Linked DNA regions of Mus musculus: region 1 is linked to region 2. The links are chromatin loops, found by intact Hi-C in ENCODE. Cell type or tissue: left cerebral cortex. All regions are shown on one strand. Links, peaks and the distances in the headings refer to the core of each region. The heading gives the core; the rest is flanking DNA. Region 1 overlaps Frrs1 (ferric-chelate reductase 1). Region 2 holds the start of Plppr4 (phospholipid phosphatase related 4).

What was found. Peaks named below come from ENCODE experiments on the same cell type or tissue, not always from the same donor. Only the 100,000 strongest peaks of a DNase experiment are listed, where the experiment ranks them.
Region 1: it touches region 2 in a loop (13-fold over the local background); 2 of 42 quality-filtered maps call a loop at or near these places.

The regions. Positions count from the first base shown.
Region 1 is chr3:116,903,661-116,909,040 of GRCm38, forward strand. Frrs1 (ferric-chelate reductase 1) reads left to right here. Exons shown (of 17, transcript NM_009146.3): 17 at 1-90. Among named protein-coding and RNA genes, the nearest start is that of Frrs1, 45 kb to the left of the region's middle. In left cerebral cortex, for the core only: a CTCF peak has its summit at 687 (motif pointing right); DNase peaks (open chromatin) are centred at 695, 2,480, 3,095 and 3,611; H3K4me3 peaks cover 701 bases; H3K27ac peaks cover 2,026 bases.
Region 2 is chr3:117,356,681-117,362,025 of GRCm38, forward strand. Plppr4 (phospholipid phosphatase related 4) reads right to left here and starts at 4,196. Exons shown (of 7, transcript NM_177664.5): 1 at 3,344-4,196. The coding sequence starts at 3,568. In left cerebral cortex, for the core only: no CTCF peak of the experiment used is centred there; DNase peaks (open chromatin) are centred at 888, 2,267, 2,446, 2,726 and 3 more places; H3K4me3 peaks cover 3,649 bases; H3K27ac peaks cover 3,393 bases.

The DNA of each region.
Region 1 (5,380 bases), core at 262-5,261, 450 kb before region 2:
TCCTGGGTGGTTTACAGGTGTGCACCACTATATCTGGTTTTAAGGGAACTGTAATTTTCATGACGATGCTGCTATGGTACTTTAAAGACTACATTTATGTTTGACTAGTTTATTTAAAAGATTTTGTCTTAGAGTTTAAAAAAAAATTACTACATTTTGATTTTATGCGCACACACACACAGACACACAGACACACACACACACAGACACACACACACACACACACACACACCAAACAAGTAAAACCTACAAGAAAAAAAACTAAACACGTTTTCCGACCAGCAGTTAGGAGATTTTCTCCTTTGTGTTCAGTATTTCTGTCTAAAGGTAGCTGTTGATTTATTCAGTGGGCATTTCCTTAACATGTAGTTATATTACGGATACTATATTTCCTTTAGCAGTTAAATGCAGGTAGGTGCCCCTGATTAGAGATCTCATTTATTTTTCCTTTGTGGAGCTGAAACGACATCTTATGTCCTGTTTCAGCCGTGAGATCAGTCCTTATAGGAGCTAGAACAAAGCTGCGAATCTCTCAGTTGCTAAACCTCACCCTTGTGAACGGATCCAGCAAGTGTTCTTGTCTCTTGAAGATACACTAACATGGATGGGTTCCTTTGGAAGACATCCCTGGTGCTCTAGTGACAGCACAGGCCGTGTGTTTCCTCCTACTCCGTATTTTCTATCTCTGCTGTGAGGACTTACAGCCAGTGGGTGGCGCTGTAATACCGGAGGACTCATTTGTTCTGTTGCCACTAAGTGTTTTTATTATGGGACTATTTCCTTACATCATATGCTCTGAATTCTCTCTCTCTCTCTCTCTCTCTCTCTCTCTCTCTCTCTCCCTCCCTCCCTCCCTCCCTCTCCCTCTCCCTCTCCCTCTCCCTCTCCCTCTCCCTCTCTCTCTCTCTCTCTCTCTCTCTCTCTCTCTCTCTGTAATAGGTGCTAGAAACTTAATGACTGGTGTTAATACTTTCTGACTTAACTTTTATTTGTTTTCTTTGATTATTTATAATGACTGTTTGATATTTTCTTTTGTATCCTTCTGACCCTGCTGCAAATGAAGATAATTTTCTTAGGCAAAGGAAACAAGCAAAATAATTGGTAGAATATATTTTATTTTTCAGATACTTTTTCAGCTGATGATATCATTTCTGCTTGGCCCCAGAACCCCATCTTCATCTCTGAGTAATGACCCCAGCTCCATGCTTTTATTTCTAACCAATAAAGTGAAAACGTTCTGATTTTCTCTACATAGATTTTAGCTAAAAATAGCACAGGGTTCAGGTAGGAATTTCCTGTGCTCATGGTCAATGAATGGCACATTACGGTTTATACTATCCCTTGAGAATGAATTTATTTCAAAAGAAAAAGGTCTGGAGATGTGGCTCAGTGGCACCGTGCTTGAGCAGAGTGTGTGAAGCCATGCCTCCATCCTCACACTGGAGAAATGACACAGCAACAATTTAAATCTATATGAAAAAAATTTCTTTCAGTTTTCCATTGTAAGCCACTAAAGGCTAAAACATATGTCTTAACCAGTCCTGTTCAATAACAGACAAGGAAAAGTTCTTTTCAGGAAAGGGTTTCCACCTTTTTTGTTAAGGTTTGCTTAGGTACAGTTTGCAGATAGGTGAACTTGCTGGACTTCTGATGCCAAGGGCAATATAATGCATTTTTCAAAAGAAAAATTTTTTTTATTAGTCCTTTAAGATGGAGGTGTACCCTCTCAGAGGTGAAGGGGAGATGGGATGAGAGGAGGAACCCTGTGAGGAGAGGCTTGGGGGGGGGGAGCAGCATTTGGGATGTAAATACATAAATTAAATTGAAGAAAAAGGATTTTACATAACGGACAGCTGGGTGTGGATCCCAGATCTTGGGAGGCAGAGGCAGGAGGATCTCTGTGTGTTCAAGGCCAATCTGGTCTATAAGAGAGTTTCAGGACAGCCAGGGCTGTTACACACAGAAGCCCTGTCTTGGAAAAAGACAACCATAAAGAGAAAAAAGAGTTTCATATAATGTATTTTGATCATATTCACCTCAGTTCCACCCACACCTCCCCTAACTTCCCTAATTCCAAACTGTATGCCATATTATCATTATTTTTTAAAAACAATTTATGCTGTCTACACTCTCTGGGTTTCCGGCTGTCCTCCAAGGAGCAAGGTCAATTTTTTCCAAGCCACACCCTCCCAAAGAAAATGGACTCACTCCCATGAGAAGCCATCAACTGTCCTTAGGTCCTCAGGTAGGGGTGGGGTTAGAGACCCCTTCCCACTCCACGCTAGAATGTGGATTAGCTTGGCCTTGCCCAGGCGTTACGCAGGCAGCCACAGTGGCTGTGAGCTCACAGTGAAGAGATCCTGCCAGCTCCCGAAACAGTTTCCACCCTGTGCCTTTCTTTCCAGCCTCTGGCGCTCTTACAGGCTCTGCGTCTCCTCTGACGCGGTCCCCGGGCTTTGGGAAAGGGTGTGATATAGATGCCGGACTCGTGACTCATCACTGCACAGATGCTTTGACCGGCTGTGAGTTCCTGCACAGCATCTTTTTTACGGAGTGGTATTTGCTCGGGTTTACTCCTCCATCAAAGTGTGCAAGGAAACCCGTGCCACTTAATCTTAGCATGCCCGTTTCCCTTAGGAACGAACACGTCACGGCTCGTCTGCTCCGTGTGTTTCTCATTTTTGTAATAAACAACCTAGGTTTTTTTTTTTTTTTGAAAAAAGTATTCATATACTTTTTTAAAAACAGCAATTGTTAAACTAAATGATTTTTTTCTGTGTCTAGGCATATTGTCAAAAACAGTGAAATCATGTTCTCTTAAAGAAGGGATACTCTGCAGAATAGAGATTAATATATTTTTCACAGGATAAAAGAAATAGTCTGGAAAATCATGGTTAAGTTAGCATGCAGAAACTGAGTCTGTTTTGGTTTTGTTAGCTTCTGGTCTGCGGAGGTCAAGCCAGGGCACAGATGGCCTATACCTTTATTGACTACGTGAATCACACTCTTGTTAGTACTACTCAATTTGTGTGAGGATCTGGGGCTGTAGGTTAGATGATAACTCATCCTTCCCGGATCCGGCACCAGCCCAGGAGGCTGTGGGAAGGACAGCGCAGCAGATGCCAACTGGGAAGCCGTGGGGGCCGTGTGGCTCTTGGCTCTAACTCTGTTTATCTATGTATTCTACTGAAGCAGGGGGAAATGGGGAACAAAGGGCCTTGTTCAAGATAATCCATTATTAATGCAACTGGAGAAACGGTTCTTTTATGTTCTTTATGAACTGGATCAGCCTTCTCAAAGCTCCCATGTCCTTCCTTCCTTGTCTAACCCCGGCCATACTCATTCCTAGGCCCACAGCGTTGTGGGTGCTAACCTTTCCATTCTCATCCTAGCCAGAACCAGATTCATGCTTTCTTTCCTTTCATCTTCCTGGTTCCTCCTTGTCCTGTTCCCGGCACTGATCCATCTTTGTAAGTGGGTGATGGGAAGGGAGGCAGATACTACTGTAAGTTAGAAAGGCCCAGGAGCTGGGAGGCCCGAGTAGCCACAGTTACTTCTGAATTCCATGTTTGTGGCAATGGCATCTGTCTCCTAAGAGTCCTCTTTGTCATCTTCAACAATCTATCCCACTAAACTTCTGAGTGAAATGATACCAGCCAAAGGTGCTCGCTTTGTACATGTTGCTGGTAAGGTCTTTGCCACTTGATGACGATGTTAAACTATAACAGTTTTGCATGTGAAATGTGTATTTTTTTATTATTATAAGAATATATGATGCTTATCTTAAATATTGTGCTAGATGAAATTGTCCAGACACACAGGACAGTTCTTATATGATTCTCATGTGTGGGATCCAGCAGGATCAACTGTGTGGAGAATTCAGGTCATTGAGTGGAGCCTGGGTAGCTAGGGGGTGGGAGTTGTTTCTTAACGAGAGTAAAGTTTGTGTCGGGGAAGTGACGATCGTACAGCGTTCTGAACGTATTCAACGAACAGTTCTGCACGGAGAGATGATTGACATGGGAATAAACCAATAAAAGCTGAGCAAAACGTTCCTTGTAGCACTGTTCCTATCAAGTGATGGGTGGTGCAGCCCACATGTCTGTTGACAGAGGAATGCCACGTGGAGTGTGTGTGCAGTGGGACATTGCTCAGCCATACAAAGCAACGAGGCACTGATAGCCGCTGTGGATGTAGAATGAACCTTCCAAATACTATGCGAAGTGAAAGAAGCCAGCGATGGAGGTTGTCTGCTCTACGGACCCATGTGTATGGAGTGTTCTGAACAGTGGAATCAGTAGGAACTGAGAGGGTACTGAGGCTTCTTAGGGGCTGGGTGGAGCCAGGGAGTGGGAGGTGACTTCTTAGTGGGTGTGCATTTTTATTTCAACCTGACAAAAATTGAGTCTTGGAACTTGGTAGATGCACAAGATGAGTGACAAGGATGGTCCATTTTAAGATGGTTTTGTCTTTCCATAGGACAGTGTATTCACATAAAAAAAAAAAGTAACTACACCACGTTCTGCTTCCCTGTGTAACATTTTCGATTTTCATCCAGGCCCTGAATGATTTGTTCTGAATGATCAGAGTAGATCTCCTGAAACCATGCATTCTAAGTACACGATGTTCACTGACATTACTTTTTGAACATGGAGTATTTTGATGCTCTGAGTAAGCCCCTGCCGAGCCCCACAAAAAGACAGGCAATTGGGGTAAACACTGGAACTGTTCGTTTCTAGAGTGGGCAGATGCCAGAAGGTTCTGGAAAGGAATCTACACTCAGAGGAGGAAAAAAAAAATCTCTGTTTTGGACCCAGGGCCCTGTTTTGCTTCTATCATGACAAGACAGTGGCAACCGGCACACTGCTGAGTGTCGGGACCCAGCAGAGGTTTTCTTGGTTTAGAAACCTGGAGGACTCAGGGCTTAGAAAGCAGCAGCACCAAGTATAGGCTGAGAAGATCATTTGGAGAAATGTCTGGCGTGCGGGACCCTAATTCCTGCCTGCTTGTGTCTTTGGTTGAGTCCTGATGTGAAAGGAGTTGGTAACTTTATACGTGGTGGTCAGTGACTGAACACTTCTTCCTAGGATGCAGTACAGGAAAAAGAGCATCTGGTCTTTGTACTGTGTAGTCAAGGCTGAAGCAAGAGCCCACGGATGCTGCGACCAGCTATGTAGACAGACCTAAGAGTTCCACTGACCAACTGTCTTATTAGGGTTTTCCTGCTGTGAACAGACACCATGACCAAGGCAACTTGTTTTTTTTTTTTTTTTTTTTTTGTCCATAATATTTTAATACTTCTCCACTTTTAAGTATTGGTATTAATTTTGTGATTGTAACATGGAAGATCCATCTTTTATGTTAAAAAAACATCATCAGG
Region 2 (5,345 bases), core at 1-5,000:
ACACGGCACAGGTGATGTTTGAACCAGGTCAATCTATCTTTAAGGTTCATTGTGTTCCCAATCAATCAAATGTTGCTAGACATTGCAGTTGACAGAACTGTATCTAGGTTTATTTTATCCCTCTCTGGTCCATGTGAAATTTTACCAGTTAAGTTCCTTTGTGTAATGGAAAAAAGAAAGCATCTTCAATAAATGATGCCGGTCTAACTGGCAGTCAGTATGTAGAAAAATGAAAAATGACTCATATTTGTCATCTTGCACAAAGTTCAAGTCCATATGGATCAAAGACCTCAACATAAAACCAGGTACACTGAATCTAATAGAAAAGAAAGTGGGAAAGAACCTCAAACTCATGGGCATGGGGGTGGGGTGGGGATTTCCTAAACAGAACTTCAATGGCTCAGGCTCTAAGATCAAGAATTTATAAATGGTACTGAATGAAACTGAAAAGCTTCTGTAAGGCAAAGGACATAGTCAATAGGACAAATCGTCAACCTACAGATTGGGAAACCATATTCTGATAGAGGGCTAATATCCAAAATATATAAAGAACTCAAGAAGCAAAGAACAATCTAAAATGGCCCACACCTTAAAGAAAGACAAGACCTGAAGACTTTTCTCCCCTGAATACTGGCCGTCTCACTGTCTTTATGTTACTTCAGTTATACTCTCTATGCTGATATGTGATGGAAGGAGATTTACTTGAATTTTGTCAATCTATCTTAATCCCCGAGTCATGGGGAACTATGTCCCAAAGTCAAGGGACATTCCTCTAGTGCTTTTAAATTGACATGTTAATTCAAGTTCTGTTTATTCATCTTGCAAAAGAGACTCATCCTGCAGATTCCTCCCACTAGCTTCAAAATGAGTCATTTCTAAGGAGCTGGGTAGTGCTTGCTGCCAACTCCTAAATAGCTGGAAGAATGATGCCTTCTTCCCTCTTCTACAATCTCTTTAGAGGTTCATCGTGCATTCAAGTTTCAGGGAGACAATTTGCCATCCAATTTTGGAGGTCTCTATTAGAAGTCTATTACCACCCCCAAATACAGTGTTATAGATACTCATTTTAATCTCACGAGGCAGGCACAGTGGCCCATGCCTCTCATCCCAGCATGTGCAAAGTACAGTCAGGAGGGTCAGGGATTTAAGGCCAGTCTTGCTACTAGTTAAGTTGAAGCCAGCTTGGGCTCCCTTGGCATCCTATTTCAAAACACAACCAAAAATCAAAATAAGAAAATGCAAACAAAATCTTATAATAAACTCAATGATTTATTTCAAGTCATCTTTCTGTAACTTCTCTGGCTTAATGAATTCATAGAAGGTGTCAGAGTGGGTCAATGTGAAAATAATGATTTCCATTCCTGGAAAATGTATAACATTTGTAAGATTTTTTTTCTCCTAGAGACACAATTCCAATGAATTATAAAACATCTTTACTTTTAAGATCCTAAGTTAAAGGGTATGTAGTCCATGAAAAGTTTCTCAAGAGTCAGTAGCATTCTTTAAGAGAATGATTGAATTTTTTGGTTTGTAGCCTCATTCATTGAGATTACAAACATATACAGCTGTGTTCTGGTGTAGTCAGCTTCCAGCTGACCTCGGATGAGTATCTCTTAGGGACAGACCCCCAAAATCATTAATTTCTCTCCAATAAACATAAAAGATTTAGATATGATTAAAAGTGCTTTAGCAAAAAAAAAAAAAAAAAAAAAAAAGAAAAAAAAGAAAAAAAAAAAACACTACTAAATGGATCAGCAGTGCTACAAGTGGTTTAGCCACTGATGTAGAAGCAGGCAGCTCAGAGTCCCATTCCTTGATTCTGTTCACTGAGCCTTCTGGGCACACATAGCCATAGCCTCAAGATTCCTTGTAAAAAAGGATAATAGATGAAACAATGATTTTAAGCAAACAGGGTCTCTCTCTCTCTTCCCCTCCCCCCCACATCTGCTTCTTTTCTATAGGTCTGAGATGAAGGGAAAGGTTGACAGGTCATTTCTCTGAAACTTATGCAGGTCATATACACCTCTCTTAAAACTTAAATCTTTCAAAAAATATATGGCACATAAAAGAAACTCTGAGATATACAGCAATATCAAAGGAGAGCCTTGACAGAAGATGTCTTCTCCAAGTTTCAACATAGTAGCTCTTCCCCAATCCAGATCAACCTCTCAGTCACCAAACACAGAGTCTGCTGTCTGTGCTTGGAAGTGAGCACCTCCATGTTTGGCTAAAAAGACAAGGAAGGAAGGCTATGTATAATGCAGCAACCGTTTCAGAATTCCCTATTCAACCTGAGATGTAATTACACAAACCACAGTTTTACCCTTGGAACTGTTAGATCTTCTTCCTAAATGTATCCTTGCTTCACCTGTAATTTAAGAAACCCCTTGCTTAAAAATGTCTTCCAAATGCAATGAATCACAGTACATGGAATCCTGTACCTGTCAATCTTTACACCCCTCCCATAAACTGTTCCTCCCTCAAATGCTGCATTAGGTAAGCCAGAGGTTCATTATGAGTGCAACTCCATATTAATTGCTTAACCGAAATATTGCTCAGGTCAGAATAAAAGCACAGATACACACACACACACACACACACACACACACACACACACACACACAAAGTGAACTCAGATGATGTCATACATTTGAAATATATATTCACTCGTTTATGCATATATCTACACTGAGCTATATATATATGTACATGGATATATGTATGTGTCTGTGCACACACCCACACACACCATGGCTAAAGGCCAGTCGATTGTTGACTGACATCTAGAAATGACCCAATTTTAGAAGCAGATGAAGTACCATAGCAACTGTAGTAGGAGACGGGTTTAGGGGGGTTAATAGAAGCCACCGATAATCCTAATACCACATAAACATTTCTGGTCCTACAGTCTAGGCAAAACTGTATGCTTTTGAATTCCCACCAAAAGCTCACAGAGTTCTAGAAATAGTCAGCAAATTGAAAAACACAAATTTCAAAATACAGGCATCATGGCCCCTCTGGGGCACTGATATATGCTGTGCACAACTGGCGCTACAGGGCCAAAAACTAGACCAGTACTCTCACAGGTATCCCTTCCTGGAAGGCCACCCAGCAAGCCGCCCCTAGTGATAACCAGGCGGTGCTGGCAGGTGTCCACAGGCAGACTCAGGGGAGCTCTGGAGAAAAACCTGTGGGAGGAAAGGGAAAGGGTCGAGCATTTAGGAAAGGCAGTGGCTCAAGCCCTTGGTGCTCCGGTGTGGTCACCAATCCCGCCCAGGACCCGAATTAGCTCCGGAGCTGTCCGGAAAGATCTGCATTATGCCAGGGCGCTGGGCCAACTCACCTCAACGAAATAAAAACAGGGCAGGAGGGTGACGCTGTCCTTGATCACTTTGCCCTTTGGCCTCTCCTTCGCCGACATCCCGGCCGCCTGCCGGGCTCCAAGTCCTCCCCCGGGCGAGGTGTGCACCGTGCGGCCACCGAGGCGAGCTGCCTGCTCCAGCCGCAAGCGCCCGGCGCCGCTGATGTCACATTCCCCGCGGGCACCGCTGGAACCAGCGCGCTGCATGCAGCGCCCCCGCCTTTTCCCCGCCCCTCTTTGCAGTAACCCCGCGGATCCCCGAGCCCGAGCCCGCAGGTCTTCTTCAGCCTGGCTTTAGTCCGTGTTTTGCGGGCAAGGGATAGCAGCTCCCTCTCCAAGCTGTTGCTGAGATGGCTTCCCCTCCCTGCCACTCTCCCTGGGCTCTCTCTCCACCGCCCAAGCCGTGAGGCTCCTCTGCTGGCTGGTTGAGCTTGACGTCAAAAATAGGGAAGAGTGGGGGGAAGCACTCCTGGTTTCTGTAGAAGCAAGGCTGAGGAGCCAAGTCACCTGGTCTCACAAGGTCCCCTACCTGGGGTTCCTCTTGCCTTCCTAGAAAACAGAAGCCTGTTTTCTAATGGTAGCACCGTTATCCGCCCTATCCATAGCAAAAGAGACCTCCTACCTGTGCAAAATTAAAACTCGGACTTCATAAGGACAAGTAGGCCACAGAAGGAATTCACTGGGAGCTGGCTGCTACCCAAGCGTGACAGCCCTGCCTGCTGATCTCTAGGGAGGTAACTCCCAGGGAAGCACCTAGAAAAAGCTCCAATCAGCTGGGGAACAGAGTGAAAATTTCCTGCATCTGAAGAGAAAGGGTAAATGGGGCATCATCGCTGGCCCCAAAGCTCAGGAAATATTCTAACCACATTCTTATTCCCTAGTGCACTGTGGGAATCACAGCCGTAACTATGGAAGCATGACTCCAAACACTGGAGTCTAAGCCCAAGCCCTGGTTGTCAGGGTCCGTGGTTGCTCTCACATTTATGATTCTTTTCGCAAACCATCAGTGTCAAGTGCTACAGCAGAAGCACTCAAGGGACACAAAGCAACACATGGGGATATCACCCACTTCTGTCCCTATCTGTTCTAGGTCATTTCTTGCTCTTCCAAAGTTTCCCTGTCAATCACACGACTTTGAATCCCCAGCCTACTTTTCAGCTGGCTTTTTCCATTGCTGCTCCAGTGGGGTTTTGGCAAGCTAGATGCCATATTCATAACATTCACATTTTACTACCCATGCGGCATCTTGCCTCTACTCCTTCTGCCAAGATTAGGTTTCAGAGTCCTGCAGTGCAATTGCTCATGTACCATACTATTCAGTGAAACTCTACCCCAGGTAAATAAGATGTTTATCTGAACAGCTAAATACAGTAGAATAAAACCACAACACGTGACCTTGGGACCATGGCTTAAGTCCCCCCACCTTCCAAACCTAGTGTGTCCTTCTTAGCTGGTCTTGGTTCCATACATATCTTCTCCTAACTTCTCAAAAGCCACACAACCATCTAGCTTTATCTTACTCAGAGAATAGAAGCTATAGAAAAAGACTATATTATCCCATATTATTATTCAAAACAGAGTACTCACCCTCCCTCCCCCCCCCCCCCCACCGCGGGTCACTACCATGTCTTGTTTTGATTGGCAGGAAAAAAAAAAGAGTCCTTACAAATTTTAAGCCATGCCTTACCCCTCACACAGTAGCCCAAAGGTACTTCTGAAAAGCAATTACTGATTTCATTTCTCTGGTTAACCCTTCTAGAAGCTTCCCACTATGTGTAACCCTCACCCCCACCCCCACCTCTTTATTTTACCTGGAATCCTGATGGACATTCTACCTGATGAACTGCACTAGTTTTTCTGATTCTGATGGTGAGGGGACCCAAAACCTTTGTACTTACTATGTCTCTCTGTTGATGAACGCAGTTCTATCAACATTGCACAGTTAATCACTAACATACTTCATGACTCTGCTCAAAATTTAGAA